3 separate regions of the Homo sapiens genome follow, and all the other regions are linked to region 1. Evidence: chromatin contacts called from ENCODE Hi-C or POLR2A ChIA-PET data. All regions are on one chromosome and are shown on one strand. Each heading gives the region's core, a stretch centred on a gene start or an enhancer-like site at or near the end of the contact. The rest is flanking DNA. Distances are from core to core; before and after follow the strand shown.

Region 1 (4,427 bases), core at 1,171-3,670:
CTGAGTGTCATCGGCCTGCCTCACAGTTCTGGATGAGGCCACAGGTAAATTCAGATTCCAAAGGTTTATGAAGCTGGTATGACTTAGGACTCTTCTAGCTGCAAGAGACAAAAGCCTAATTCAGACTAGGTCAAACCAAAAAGGAACCATATTGACTCACATAACTAGCAAGTTGAAGGGGTGATGGCTTCAGGCATGGCGGGATCAAGGGGCTCAAATGGTCATCAGCATATGATCTCTCCATTTTTGGTTTCATCTCTGTTAGCTTCATTCTCTGAACAACTCTTCCTTCCATTATACAAAGAGAGCCAATGGCAGCACTGAGTGTAAAACTTGAGCTTTTAGAAATCCAGCAGAAAGATTTCCTCCCTCCTAAGAGATTCATCCAACATTCCTGAAATTCACTCTGATTGTCCCAGCTTGAGTCCCAGGGATGTTTCCAGAAATGAATCACTATGGCCAGGGGCATATGAGACCCCATGATCAGGCCTGGGCCACCTCCTCACTTCCAGAGTTTGAGAGTAAGTTGAGCCCCAAATCTTACGGAAAAAAGAGTGGGAGGAGGAAGAGTAGTATTCTGTGGCCAACCTAGAAAACCACAGAAATTCCTCCCACCTTCTGCTCAGGCCAGTGGGAAACTTGTAAGACAGAGTCCCAGTCCATGTGAGTGGCGAGTGGGGGCATCTTGGGAGGGGCCTTCCAAAGGCAAAGCCAGGCTGGTTTGGTGGAGTCCTTTCCAGAACCCATCTGCTTGTGTAAAGCCTAGCAGAGGCCACCTTCAGCAGCCCTCCCGGATACTGGTTAAAGTGTTGTTATTGTTTGAGACAGGGTCTCACTCTGCCACCCATACTAGAGGGCAGTAGTACAATCTCGGCTCACTGCAACCTCCACCTCCCGGGTTCAAGCGATTCTCCTGCCTCAGCCTCCTGAGTAGCTGGGACTACAGGCATGTGCCACCGTGTCCCGCTAATTTTTGTATTTTTGGTAGAGATGAGGCTTCACCATGTTGGCCAGGCTGGTTTTGAACTCCTGATCTCAAGTAATCCACCCACCCTGGCCTCCCAAAGTACTGGGATTACAGGCATGAGCCACTGCACCCGGACTTAAAGTGGTTTTTAAAAAGTGCCGTGTGAGACTTCCAAATAGTACTCACGGGGAGGGAAATGAAAGGAGAGGATTGGGGAAGAAACACCTTCTATTTTTTTTTTTTTTTTTTTTTTTTAGAGACAGGGTCTTGCTCTGTCACCCAGGCTGCAGCCTGGACCTCTTGGGCTCAAGGGATCCTCCCACCTTAGCCTCCTGTGTAGCTGGGACCACAGGCGTGCACCGCCACACCCAGCTAATTTTTTTTATTTTTTTGCAGAGATGGGGTCTCTCTATGTTGCCCAGGCTGGCCTCAAACTCCTGGGCTCAAGTGATCCTCCCTTCTCGGCCTCCCAAAGTACTGGGATTACAGGGGTGAGCCACCTCACCTGTACAGCTTCTTTGGAGAATGGGCCTGGGCAGGTCAAACAGGGGCCACTCTACACCATCATGGCACAGCAAGAGCTGGGCTATGTAGGTTCAGTATTCTTTGTCATTTAATCCTTGTGACGACCTCGTGTCATCATTGCTGTTTTACAGATAAGGAACTGAGGCTCAGAGAGGTTCAGTGTCACAGCTAGCATTTCACTTACATATCACAGAGCAAAGGCTCTCTTTGTCCAGAGACAACGTGCCTTTAGGTGATAGAGCTAGGACTGGAACCCAAGTCTATCTGACTCAAAGTCCACACAGCTTGTCCCCCATCCCGCAGGGACCTCTCCACGCTAGTGAGCCCCACGAAACCCCCTCAGTGCTTCGTTCCAGTCTTTTACCTTCAAGCCCAGTCAGCGAGTTCTTTATTTCCACAAATGGTGCTATTAAACTAATGGCTTCGGGAGCTATAGGCTGGCCTCGGCACAGTTACACATCTCTCCACCCACCATGTTCTGGCTTCCAAATAAATACATTGGAAATTCCAGGAGCCGAAGCCCATTTGGAAACGTTTCCGGGCCACCATTTTGCTTTGGGATGGGCAAGAAGAGACACCCTAAACTTGAACTCCTGTCTGTGCAGCCTCCAGCCGGCCAGGCGCTAAATAAGGCCACGGCCCGTTTCCTCCTTCAAAAGTCCCTTGTAAAGGGCGATAGCAGACCCCATCAGGCAAAAAGCTGAGAAGCCAGGGTTGAAATAGAGGCCTCTTTCTGTTTGGTCAATCAGCAGCTGCAAAGGATGCGTAGGATGGAGCTAAATTTATTTGTTCCTTTCTTTCTCAGCAACAGCGACGAGGCCCGAGGTGCAGCTGTCTCGCCTCGCCTGTCTTTTGCAGGCACCGGCATGCACAGAAGATGGCTCTCCGGGAGGAAGATTCCTTTCCATTTTGTTCTCTCTCTGCCTCCGCAAGGCTCGCAGCCACCTCTCGGGAGTGCAGGGCCAGATCCTGTGCCAGCGGGTAGGAATATGTAGCTGCCTCCCAGCCCCAGGGTGGAAATCATGACCTTTGAGAAGCAGGCAAGCTGCACGGCATAGATACTCAGGCCTGGTGAAGGCAAAGTGGGGCCACACCCTAGAAAAACCACAAAAGTCCCCACAGCCTCTGCTTTCACTAGTCAGACCTGTGGGAAACTTGTAAGACACAGTCCATGTGATCGGCGGGTGGGGGCATGTTGGGAGGGGCCTTCCGAAGGCCACAGCCAGGCTGGCAGGGCAGAGTCCTTTCCAGAATTTATCTGTTTGCTTAAAGCCCAGCGGAGGGGCCACCTTCAGTCAACCCTCCAGCATACTGGTCCAAGTAGTTTTTTCAAAGTGCTTTGTGAGACTTTCAAAAGGTACCCATGGGGAGGGAAGTGAGAGGAGGAGGAGGGGACGGTGAAGAAACAGCTTCTTTATTTCTAGCCTTGCTTGAATGGCTTCTTGACGGTTACTGCTCCAGTTTTGCTGAGTCAGAAGAATCCCACAGCCGCTCACCGGAAACACAGCTGTTGGGCAAAAATAACCACAGAGCTGAGCATCATGCACCTTCCAGAAAAGATGGCAGAAAACCTCAAAACAAAAGAGAAATACAAAACAATAGGAGACACTGTCAAGAAAAAAAAAACAAAAACAAAAACCACCGCAGCTCACTAACCGATCCAAGCTGGTGGCGCTCTCCTGATCTCTCTCCACTCCCAGGCCCAGCAACGGCTCTGAAATAAAGCTAAGTTTGGCTATATATATATATATATATATATATATATATATATATATATATATATATATATGTATGTATATGTATATATATATATTTAGATAGAGTCTTCCTCTGTCGCCCAGGCTGGAATGCAGTGGCGCGCTCTCGGCTCGCTGCAACCTCTGCCTCCTGGGTTCAAGTGATTCTCCTGCCTCAGCCTTCCGACTAGCTGGGATTACAGGTGCGCCACCACGCCCAGCTAATTTTTGTATTTTTAGTAGAGACGAGGTTTCGCCATGTTGGCCAGGCTGGTCTCGAACTCCTGACCTCAAGTGATCCGCCCACCTCGGCCTCCCAAAGTCTTGGGATTACAGGTGTGAACCATCACATCTGGCCTACTTTTACACTGTAGTGGGTTTAATAGTGTCTCCCCAGTCACACCTCCACCAAAAAAAGAAAAGATATGTCCACAGTCTAATGTGCTGCAGCACCTGTGAATGTGACCTTAATGGAGAAAGGATCTTTGCAGGTGTAAATTAATTTTAGGATCTCAAGATTGAATCATCCTAGACTACCTGGGTGGACCTCAAATCCAATGACAGGTATCCTTATAAAAGGAAGGCAGATCCAGCTTGGGCAACATAGGGAGACCCTGTTTCTACAAATAGTTTAAAAAAAAAAAAAGGCTGGGCATAGTGGCTTACACCTCTAATCCCAGCACCTTGGGAGTCCAAGGTGGGCAGGTCACTTGAGGCCAGGAGTTCAAGACCAGCTTGCCCAATATGGCTTAACCCCATCTCTACTAAAACTACAAAAATTAGCTGGGCATGGTAGTGTATGCCTGTAGTCCCCGCTACTTGGGAGGCTGAGACACAAGAATCACTTGAATCCGGGAAGCAGAGGTTGCAGTGAGCTGAGATTGTGCCACTGTACTCCAGCTTGGGCAACAGAGCACGACTCCATCTCAGAAAAAAAGCTGTGGGGGACAGTGGTGTGTGCCTGTGGTCCCAGCTACTTGTGAGGCTGAGACAGGAGGATCTCTTGAGCCCAGAAGTTCGAGGCTGCAGTGAGCTATGATGGCACCACTGTACTCCAGCCTGGGTGACCAAGTGAGACCCTGTCTCAAAATAAAAAAAAAAAAGTGTGGCAGAGGTAGATGGGTAGATTAGACACACAGAGAGGAAGTCCCAGAGGAACTTGGAAGTGAGGATTGGAGTTTTGCAGCTACAAACCAAGG
Region 2 (4,427 bases), core at 726-3,225, 230 kb before region 1:
TGGCAGGTGGAGGTTACAGGGAGCCGAGATTGTGCCACTGCACTCCAGCCTGGGCAACAGAGCTAAAGCCATCCCCCATCTCAAAAAAAAAAAAAAAAAAAAAAGGTGAATTCACTCAATGTATATGTTTCCACACACTCAGTAACTCTGAGGCAAGTTTTCAAACCAAATTGCCATGTAGAAAGCAAAGCCAACTTCTCCCTCTTCTCTTCTAAACCTTTGCGCCAATGAGCAGGCTGAGCTCTCAATTACTCAGGGCAGTTGAGTGAGATTTGGAGCACTGAAAAGGTTTCTGGAAAAGAATACGGTGGTGACAACCTTTCCGTGCTCTTCTACGTATATCCTTCTTTACCTAATAGAGGTTAAAAATCATTTCTATTTTGCATGCTTACCCTGACATCATCTTGTCAGTGACTGCCTGAATGGTTCTGGGCAAATATTGTGACTCCAAGTCTGGGTTCTCTATGTGGGGAGGGGAACGGTGCTGTGATTGACTGGTAATGTCCGCCATGAGGAGGGCCATGGAGAGTGGTGGATGGTCTGTGTATTTGCCATTCCTGGATCCTGGTATAGTCTTCTCTTCTATCATAGCTGTTCTAGTAGAAGGAGAACTTCAAGGAGAAGGTGCTGTGCTTCTGAGGATAATGTGTCTCACTCCATTTCATACAGATACACCAAGTCAGCATTTCAATTCACGAAAGCTCCCAAGACAGATGTGAAACAGAAAGACGCCATTGTGGGAAAATCCCTTCCCTTCTCTGGACATATCTAAATAGGCTGTTATATGTGTGACTCCCTCTCAGGGTAAGTATGGCTAAGACATGCTATGTCCCTTCATTGGGTTACTCTACATTTGACTCTGTCACTGTGACACTATATGCTGCCAAAACATCACATCCCTTCCCTTGGAACAAAAAGGTCTTTTCATAAGACTTATTAAGTCTGAACATTAATCATATTCATCATTATTCAGTCTGCCTGCTGTCCACAATACTTAAATGAAGGGAAATTTTAAAAATAGAAAAAGACAAGTTTAGGAACTTCAAGACAATGATGAGAAAGGAATGATGGGGAAGAAAGCAATGGTGACCAAACCTATATTAAAAAATCTTAAATAAAAAAAATTAACAAATAGACTCTTAACTTTCAATATTAGTCTTTATTTCAAAAATAAGAGGAAGAGTGATTAAAGAGATGAATTCACATTTGAATAGGGTCCAAATGACTTAAGGACTATTTGGATTCAAATATTTCAGTTGGACCAGGAATGATGTTAGAGTTATGTGAGGCATTAGGGGTTGAAGTGAAATGGAAATCTTTCTTTCATTTAAAAGCAATTTTCTTGCTTTTGTGGGCCTTGAGAGTTTTCTAGGCTATGCAGGCCAACGAGCCTCCAACTCCCTTGCCTTGGACTCATGAACTCCCATTTCAGATCCAGCCTGTTAGGAGGAAGTAGAGTTTCTGTTTGTGACAGTTCCTTTTGCAGAAATCATGTGGTGCAAGAGAAGATTGTCCATATAGAGCTGAACAGTTGTTAGTTTTGAATCCAAATTAGAAAGTTTCTGCGCTAGGGCTGGGCATGGTGGCTCACACCTGTAATCCTAGCACTTTGGGAAGCCAAGGTTGGAGGATCACTTGAAGCCAGGAGTTAGAGAGCAGCCTGGGCAACATAGCGAGACTTATCTCTACAAAAATTAAAAAAAAATTAGTGGAGTGTAGTGGCATGTACCTGTAGTCCTAGCCACTTGGGAGGCTAAGACAGGAGGATCTCTTGAGCCCAGGAGTTTGAGACTGCAGTGAGTCATAATATCACACCACTGCACTCCAGCCTGGGCGACAGATGTGAGACCCTTCTCTTAAAAAACAAAACAAAAAACAAACAAACAAGAAAGTTTTGGTACTAGTGATACAGTAGAATCACACCTGATTTTGGTTCTGGCTTCAGAGCCTCTCATGTAAGATGCCACCATGAGAACGATCACTGGTGAACAGGGTGAAACAGAAAGTGCTTTGCTTGGAAAGACAGGAAGCAGGTGGTGAGTTCTTCTCCACCACATTTCAAAAACAGAGTGTATGTAGTAGGCCCCATCAAGCAAGCTTTAACCTCAAACCCATTAGATGTTTATTAAGCACCTACTGTGTGCCAGGCCCTGTGCTAAGGGCTTTTATATATGGCATCTAATTAAACCCCAGGACAAACAGAAACATCCTAGCAGACTCTACCCATCCCTCATTCCTAAGTGTGGCTTGATAGTAAGGCAGAGCTTTTCAACCTTAGCACTACTGGCATTCAGGTTGGATATTTGTTCTTGGGGGCTGTCCTGTACACTGCACGATGTTGAGCAGCATTGCTGGCCTCTACCTACTAGACGCCAACAGCATACCTTGCTCTAGGAATGACAATCAAAATGTCTCAAGACATTGTCAAATGTCCTCCAGGGGACAAAAATTGCCCCTACTTGAGACTCACTTCCTTAGAGACAGAATGGTTGCAATGCCCAGGCAGCTGTAGGTAAACATATCTTTCACTCCCTTCAGTGGTCTGACTCAGTGGTTCTCTAACCTGAATGTGTTATAAACAATATCATATACACCCTACTTTATGGGAAGAGAATTTTCAAGGGTAATTTGACCCCATTCATTTTTGCCTTACGTGCTGACATGACAATCTAACCTCTCTTTTATTGGGGTGTGTGTGTGTGTGTGTGTGTGTGTGTGTGTTTGAGATGGAGTCTCACTCTGTTGCCCAGGCTGGGGTGCAATGGCACCATCTCGGCTTACTGCAACCTCCACTTCCTAGTTTTAAGCAATTCTCATGCCTCAGCCTCCCAAGTAGCTGGGATTACAGGCATATGCCACCATGCCTGGCTAATTTTTGTATTTTTAGTAGAGACAGGCTTTCACCATGTTGGTCAGGATGGTCTTGAACTCCTAACTTCAAGTGATCCACCGGCCTTTGCCTCCCAAAGTGCTGGGATTACAGGCATGAACCACTGCACCCGGCCATAAGCCCTCTTTTAAATTGGACACCACTGGTCTCCCTGAAGAGCTCAGAGCAGTCACAAAGGTCTTTTCAGCACAGAAAAATCTCTCTCCTGCCCAGGCTTCTTCTGCAAGGACAATGGTGATTATTGCCCATATTGAATACTTCCTGTGGTGCCGAGCCACCCTACTGAATCCTTACATTGACACTATCAGGTAGGTGCTATTCCTGCCCATTTTTCAGAGGAGACCCTGAGGCTAATAAATGCTAGAGCCCATTTGATGCCAAGCTGGAGCGCTTTTCAATAGAAAATATGCACAGCATGCACTCAATAATGGTGAACTACAGTTTACTAGTGGAAAACAAATCTGTTTGATTTAATCATGAACAGTCATTCAAAATTATTTTCCTGAACCAAAAAAAAGACTGATTGAACAAAGTTTCAAGATACAAAATCAATGTACAAAAATCAGTATCATTTCTGTACACCAACAACGTCCAAGCTGAGAGCCAAATCATGAACACAATCCCATTCCCAATAGCCACGAAAAGAATAAAATATCTAGGAATACAGCTAACCAGCAAGGTGAAAGATCTCTACCATGAAAATTATAAAACACTGCTTGAAGAAATCAGAGATGACACAAACAAATGGAAAAATATTTCATGCTCAGGGATAATCAATATTGTTAAAATGGTCATACTGCGGCCGGGCATGGTGGCTCATGCCTGTAATCCCAGCACTGTGGGAGGCCGAGGCGGGTGGATCACCAGGTCAGGAGATCGAGACCATCCTGGCTAACATGGTGAAACCCCATCTCTACTAAAAGCACAAAAAAAAATTAGCCGGGCTTAGTGGCGGGCGCCTGTAGTCTCAGCTATTCGGGAGGCTGAGGCAGGAGAATGGTGTGAACCCGGGAGGCGGAGCTTGCAGTGAGCCTCAATTGCCCACTGCAGTCCAGCCTGGACAACAGAGCAAGACTCCATCTCAAAAAAAAAAAAAAAAAAAAGGTCATACTGCCCAGAGGAATCTACAGATTCATGGCCATCCCTCTCAAACTAATGGCATTTTTCACTGAATTAGGAAAAACTATTCCAAAGTTCATATGGAACAAAAAGAAAAAAAACAAAGCCCAAATAGTAAGGCAATCCTAAGCAAGAAGAACAAAGCTGGAGGCATCACATTACTTGACTTCAAACTGTTCTATAAGGCTACAATAACCAAAACAGCATGGTACTGGTACAAAAACAGACACAAACACCAATGGGACAGAATAGAGAGCCCAGTAATAAAAATCACATACTTACAACAGTCTGATCTTTGAAAAAGTTGACCAAAAAAAGCAATGAGGGAAGGATTCCCTGTTCAATAAATGATGCTGGAATACCTGGCTAGCTATATGCAGAAGAGATTGAAGCTGGACGCTTTCCTTACCCCACATAC
Region 3 (4,427 bases), core at 1,002-3,501, 140 kb after region 1:
GAGGCTGGAGTGCAGTGGCTCGATCTCAGCTCACTGCAACCTACGCCTCCCGGGTTCAAGTGATTCTCCTGCCTCAGCCTCCCGAGTACCTGGGATTATAGGCACACACCACCATGCCTGGCTAATATTTTATATTTTTAGTAGAAATGGGGTTTCCCCATTTTGGCCAGACTGGTCTTGAACCCCTGACCTCAAGTGATCTACCCGCCTCGGCTTCTCAAAGTGCTGGGATTACAGGCGTAAGCCACTGTGTCCAGCCCCAGAGCATTTCTTAGAGCAGTTCCTGGATGAGGTTTCCTGGAGGTTTCCTGAAATTTTCTCTGTATTTGTAAGAACTCGCAGAAAGCAGACATCTATAACCAGCAAAGCACATTCTGTAGGCCAGTCTTGCCCCAACTCCATGACCCCATCACCTCCCCTGGTTGTTCAAAAGTACGAAGTTCATGCCTTCAACACAACACATTTATTGAGCACCTACAATGTGCCAAGCTCTAGTTCAAGCCCTGGAGATAGAGCAAGAATCAAACCTAAGTCCCTGCTTTTGCAAAGCTTGCATTCCAGGGAGCAAGACAAGCAAACAACCAAACCGGGAGGATATCAGGATATCAGAGAGTGCCGTGAGGGAAACGAAAGCGGGAGGAATAGAGCAGTGGTTTTCAATCAGGGCGATGTTGCCCCCCAGGGAACATCTCGAAATGTCTAGAGATACTTTTGGTTGTCATCATCTGGGGAGGGAGGTGCTGGAATGTAGGGGCCAGGGGGGCTGCTAAACACCCTTCAACACACAGGGCAGCCCCCGCAACAAAGAATTATCCAGACCTAAATGTCACTGGTGCCCAGGCTGATAACTCCTGGGCTAGGGAAGACAGAGGACTGCTGTTCAAGGCAGGGGTCAGGGAAGGCCTCCGGTGAGGGACACTTGAGCAAGGACCCAGAGCAGATGAAGGATGTCTGTGGACGGAAGGTCTCAGGCAGAGGGGATGGGGTTGGAGGAGGCGCCCTCACTGCAGGTGGGAGCATGCACGCCTCGAGGGAGAGATCTGGGGGTTTCAGCCTAAGTGTGATGGAGCCTGGGGGTCCCAGCAGGGCCAGAGATGCTCTCACTTAAGCTTCCAAAGGGTTCCTTTGGCTGCTGCAAGGAGAACAGCCTAGGAGGAGCCGAGAGGAGCTGGGGACTAGGTGGGAGGATGCTGGGTCACCTAGGCAAGAAATGTAGGGGCTGGAAGGGGAAGAGGAGCCCCAGGGTGGTAAGGTGTGGTCTGGATCAGAATGTGTCATCCAGGACCGGGCGCAATGGCTCACGCCTGTAATCCCAGCACTTTGGGAGGCCAAGGCGGGCGAATCACTTGAGGTCAGGAGATCGAGACCAGCCTGGCCAACATTCTGAAACCCTGTCTCTACTAAAAATACAAAAATTAGCTGGGCGTGGTGGCAGGTGCCTGTAATCCCAGCTGCTCAGGAGGCTGAGGCAGGAGAATCACTTGAACCCGGGAGGTGGAGGGAGCAGGGAGCCGAGATCATGCCACTGCATTCCAGCCTGGATGACAGAGCAAGACTCTGTCTCAAAAAAAAAAAAAAAAAAAAAAAAAAGACTGCGCCATCCAGGCTGTAGCTTCTAGAAGGGATTTGCTGAGGGATTAGTTGAGGGTGCGAGACAGAAATCAAGAGCCACCTTGGAGCTGACTTTCCATGAGGTCCCTGCTCCAGGTGTGTCCTTGACAAAAGGGACTCCAAGCCCTGCTTCTAACCCTAAGCCAGTGGCTCTCAACTAGTGGCGATTGTGCCCCCCAGAGGACACTGGAGACTAGGCCATGTCTGGAGACATTCGGGGTTGTCATAGCTGGGGATGCTGGCTCCTACCGGCATCTAGGGGGTGGAGAGGTCAGGGATGCTGCTGAACGTCCTGCAGTGCCCAGGACAGCCCCCACCACAGTCACCCAGCCCCGAATGTCACTAGTGCCAAGACTGAGGAATCCTGACCCCTGATTCCCCCTAAACCCTGCCACCTCCTCTCACACGGGGCCTGGCCCCACCAACTTAGCGGGGACTTTGTCAGAGGCCAGAGATTCCAAATCAATGCATCTCAGTGGCTAAGGTCCATATTAACTACATCTCACTTGCTTCTGACAGTGACACAGATCAGATGCTGCTGCTGTCGTGGCTGCCACCACAAGAAACAAGAGTGTTGGAGTGCAAATTCATTATCCAGCTGTTAAGAGCGACAGAGCATGCACACATCTCTCCCCGACCGGGTTATCTGAGAGCCAGCCCTGCTGTATGATTGAGTGGCTGCCAGCCTCCTCTTCTCTGTAACCTTGACACGCCAGAGCCGGGCCTCCAGTGCACAGGCTAAAAATCCTAAAGGCAACGGCGGCGGCAACAAATAGATGGGTTAATTTGTTTCATGCCCCCGTTGTCACCAGGCTCTCGCAGAATAAAACCACCACCACCACCACCACAACCTCCATTTGTGGGGTTTAATACCCCAGCTGCTGGGAATCAGATTCAGCCGGAGGAAGAAAATGTGACGTCGATGCAGAGATCCATTTATTCGGTGATGTTTGCTTAAAAACCGGTTTTTCATCTGCAGGTTATTCTTGCACGCTTGGACCTCAAGCAACACAATATCACATTTCCAGGTGGTATCTTTAAGGAAAGCTAATTAAGACTCTTGGCACTTGTAGGATGAAACATTTTACAATTTTCTTCAAAGCAATTTGCCAACATTAGCTAATTAAAACACCCAGCCTTCCATTGAGGGACAATGGGAAGAGCATACAATTGTCATTTCTGAGCATCTGTTGTACGGATAGAAATCCAAATTCCTGTTGCTTCTACTTGGTCAATGTCCTTCTCTGAAGGTGGCCTTTCATGGTTTTTCTGCAACCTGCATTTAGGAGCATTTAGAAGAAGATTCCAGCTTTTCTAGCACTTAGCCTCTAAAATAAAGAACAACACAGGGAAAGGAGTTTGAGCAATTGAGGCTGGTCTGCTAAGCCAGGGGTTGGCAAACTATGGCCCAAGGGCTAAATCCAGCCCTTGACCTTTCTTTAAAGTTTTATTGGAATACAGCCATGCTCATTGGTTTACATATTGTTTCTGGCTACTCTCAAGCTAAAACAGCAGGGTTAAGTGACTGCTAGAGAAAGTATAAGGCCTAGAAAGCTGGAAATATTTTTACTGTCTGGCCCTTTATGAAAACAGTTTGCAGACCTCTGCATTCAGCGGTCTGTTGCATCTGCCTATGATTTTCCCGCTCTGCAGGCCAAACTACCCCATTCCCAGTTGTTGATTGGACAGCTCTTTTCCCATGGTGTCATTACTGTTATTAAGTGTCTAGGCCCCAAATGAAGGTCTCCAAAGAAGTGTCTCTGGTCAGTAGAAAGGATTTTTTTTCTTTAGATAGAGATAGGGCCTCTCTATGTTAACCAGGCTTATCATGAACTCCTGGCCTCAAGCAATCCTCCCATCTCGGCCTCCCGAAGTGCAGGGATTACAGGCATGAGCCACCATGCCCGGCCCATTAGAAAGGTTATTCAAGGAAAGGGAATTTGAATTTAATCTCTCAGTATAGAAGATAATTTGACAATGTCAAAACCCAATAGAGGCCGGGCACAGTGGCTCACACCTGTAATCCCAGCACTTTGGGAGGCTGAGGCGGGTGGATCACCTGAGGTCAGGAGTTCGAGACCAGCCTGGCCAACATGGTGAAACCCCGTCTCTACTAAAAATATAAGAGTTAGCCAGGCGTGGTGACACATGTCTGTAATCCCAGCTACTTGGGAGGCTGAGGCAGGAAAATCACTTGAACCTAGGAGGCAGAGGTTACAGTGAGCCAAGATCGCACCACTGCACTCCAGCCTGGCAACAGAGTGAGACTCCGTCTCAAAACAAAACCCAATAGAATCTTTCTCCCATTTTACTCCGTTTTCCTAAGGATTGCAAGGTCAGCCTTCTGCTGCAGTTCGTCCAAAACATTTCCCCTTCTCCAGCCGCCACCACCCCGTTTGGAGATTCCGTCTTGGGGAATTCATTCCCCTTTTTTGAGTCCTGCCTTCTGGATAGTTCGAGGACCCTTCAGTTCTCCATGGATGGAGCTCATGGTCACCTGGATGCCTACAACTGGGGAATGAGAGGCCAGGGATCAGGGGTGGGGATGTAATTAATTTCATCTGGGTCCTGGGGTGTCTGAAGGCAGGACCAATGTGACTTTTACCTTCAAGGTTGGCGGAGACATTTCTAGATACCCCTTACCTTCTCCCCCATCTTCCTTAGCACATCCTTATCTGAAGGCAAACCTTTATCTGCTGCATTGTTTATGTGAAGTAGCTTGAAGAATCCTCATTCATCCAGGAGAAACTCCTTTCAAAGGGTGCAGGAAAAACCCTGCAGGTGGTACACCCCCAGAGACACCCCCGCAATAAGGC

Evidence for each region. Hi-C counts contacts between places; a loop is a spot of excess contacts on that map. ChIA-PET counts read pairs that join two places held with the same protein, here RNA polymerase II (POLR2A). Pooled maps may share reads with other maps.
Region 2: a map of naive thymus-derived CD4-positive, alpha-beta T cell shows a loop between it and region 1 (10-fold over the local background). The contact joins the enhancer-like site here to the promoter of MAP1LC3B2 in region 1. A Hi-C loop is called at or near these places in 3 of 168 maps with a recorded cell type or tissue (B cell, GM12878 and naive thymus-derived CD4-positive, alpha-beta T cell), 35 of 37 single-sample maps with no recorded cell type and 16 of 50 pooled maps. POLR2A ChIA-PET finds 5 or more read pairs at or near these places in 7 of 52 experiments (B cell, CD4-positive, alpha-beta T cell, CD8-positive, alpha-beta T cell and 4 more).
Region 3: a map of GM12878 shows a loop between it and region 1 (4-fold over the local background). The contact joins the enhancer-like site here to the promoter of MAP1LC3B2 in region 1. A Hi-C loop is called at or near these places in 1 of 168 maps with a recorded cell type or tissue (GM12878), 1 of 37 single-sample maps with no recorded cell type and 8 of 50 pooled maps. POLR2A ChIA-PET finds 5 or more read pairs at or near these places in 5 of 52 experiments (A549, AG04450, GM10248 and 2 more).

What each region holds. Positions count from the first base shown.
Region 1 is chr12:116,556,961-116,561,387 of GRCh38, forward strand. It overlaps MAP1LC3B2 (microtubule associated protein 1 light chain 3 beta 2), which reads left to right and starts at 2,421. Exons shown (of 2, transcript NM_001085481.3): 1 at 2,421-2,473. RefSeq lists enhancers at 1,916-2,425, 2,265-2,604, 2,825-2,874, 2,915-3,014.
Region 2 is chr12:116,323,421-116,327,847 of GRCh38, forward strand. No RefSeq gene overlaps it. Among named protein-coding and RNA genes, the nearest start is that of MED13L, 48 kb to the left of the region's middle. RefSeq lists enhancers at 607-816, 1,876-1,955, 2,026-2,085. Within about 2 kb of position 1,976, at least 6 of the 41 ENCODE cell types and tissues checked have a DNase peak (open chromatin) inside an H3K27ac peak, as active enhancers do; they include B cell, CD8-positive, alpha-beta T cell and GM12878, where a contact is called at or near this core.
Region 3 is chr12:116,695,725-116,700,151 of GRCh38, forward strand. LINC03088 (long intergenic non-protein coding RNA 3088) reads left to right here. Exons shown (of 2, transcript XR_007063473.1): 2 at 2,131-2,455. Among named protein-coding and RNA genes, the nearest start is that of LINC03088, 36 kb to the left of the region's middle. Within about 2 kb of position 2,252, at least 4 of the 41 ENCODE cell types and tissues checked have a DNase peak (open chromatin) inside an H3K27ac peak, as active enhancers do.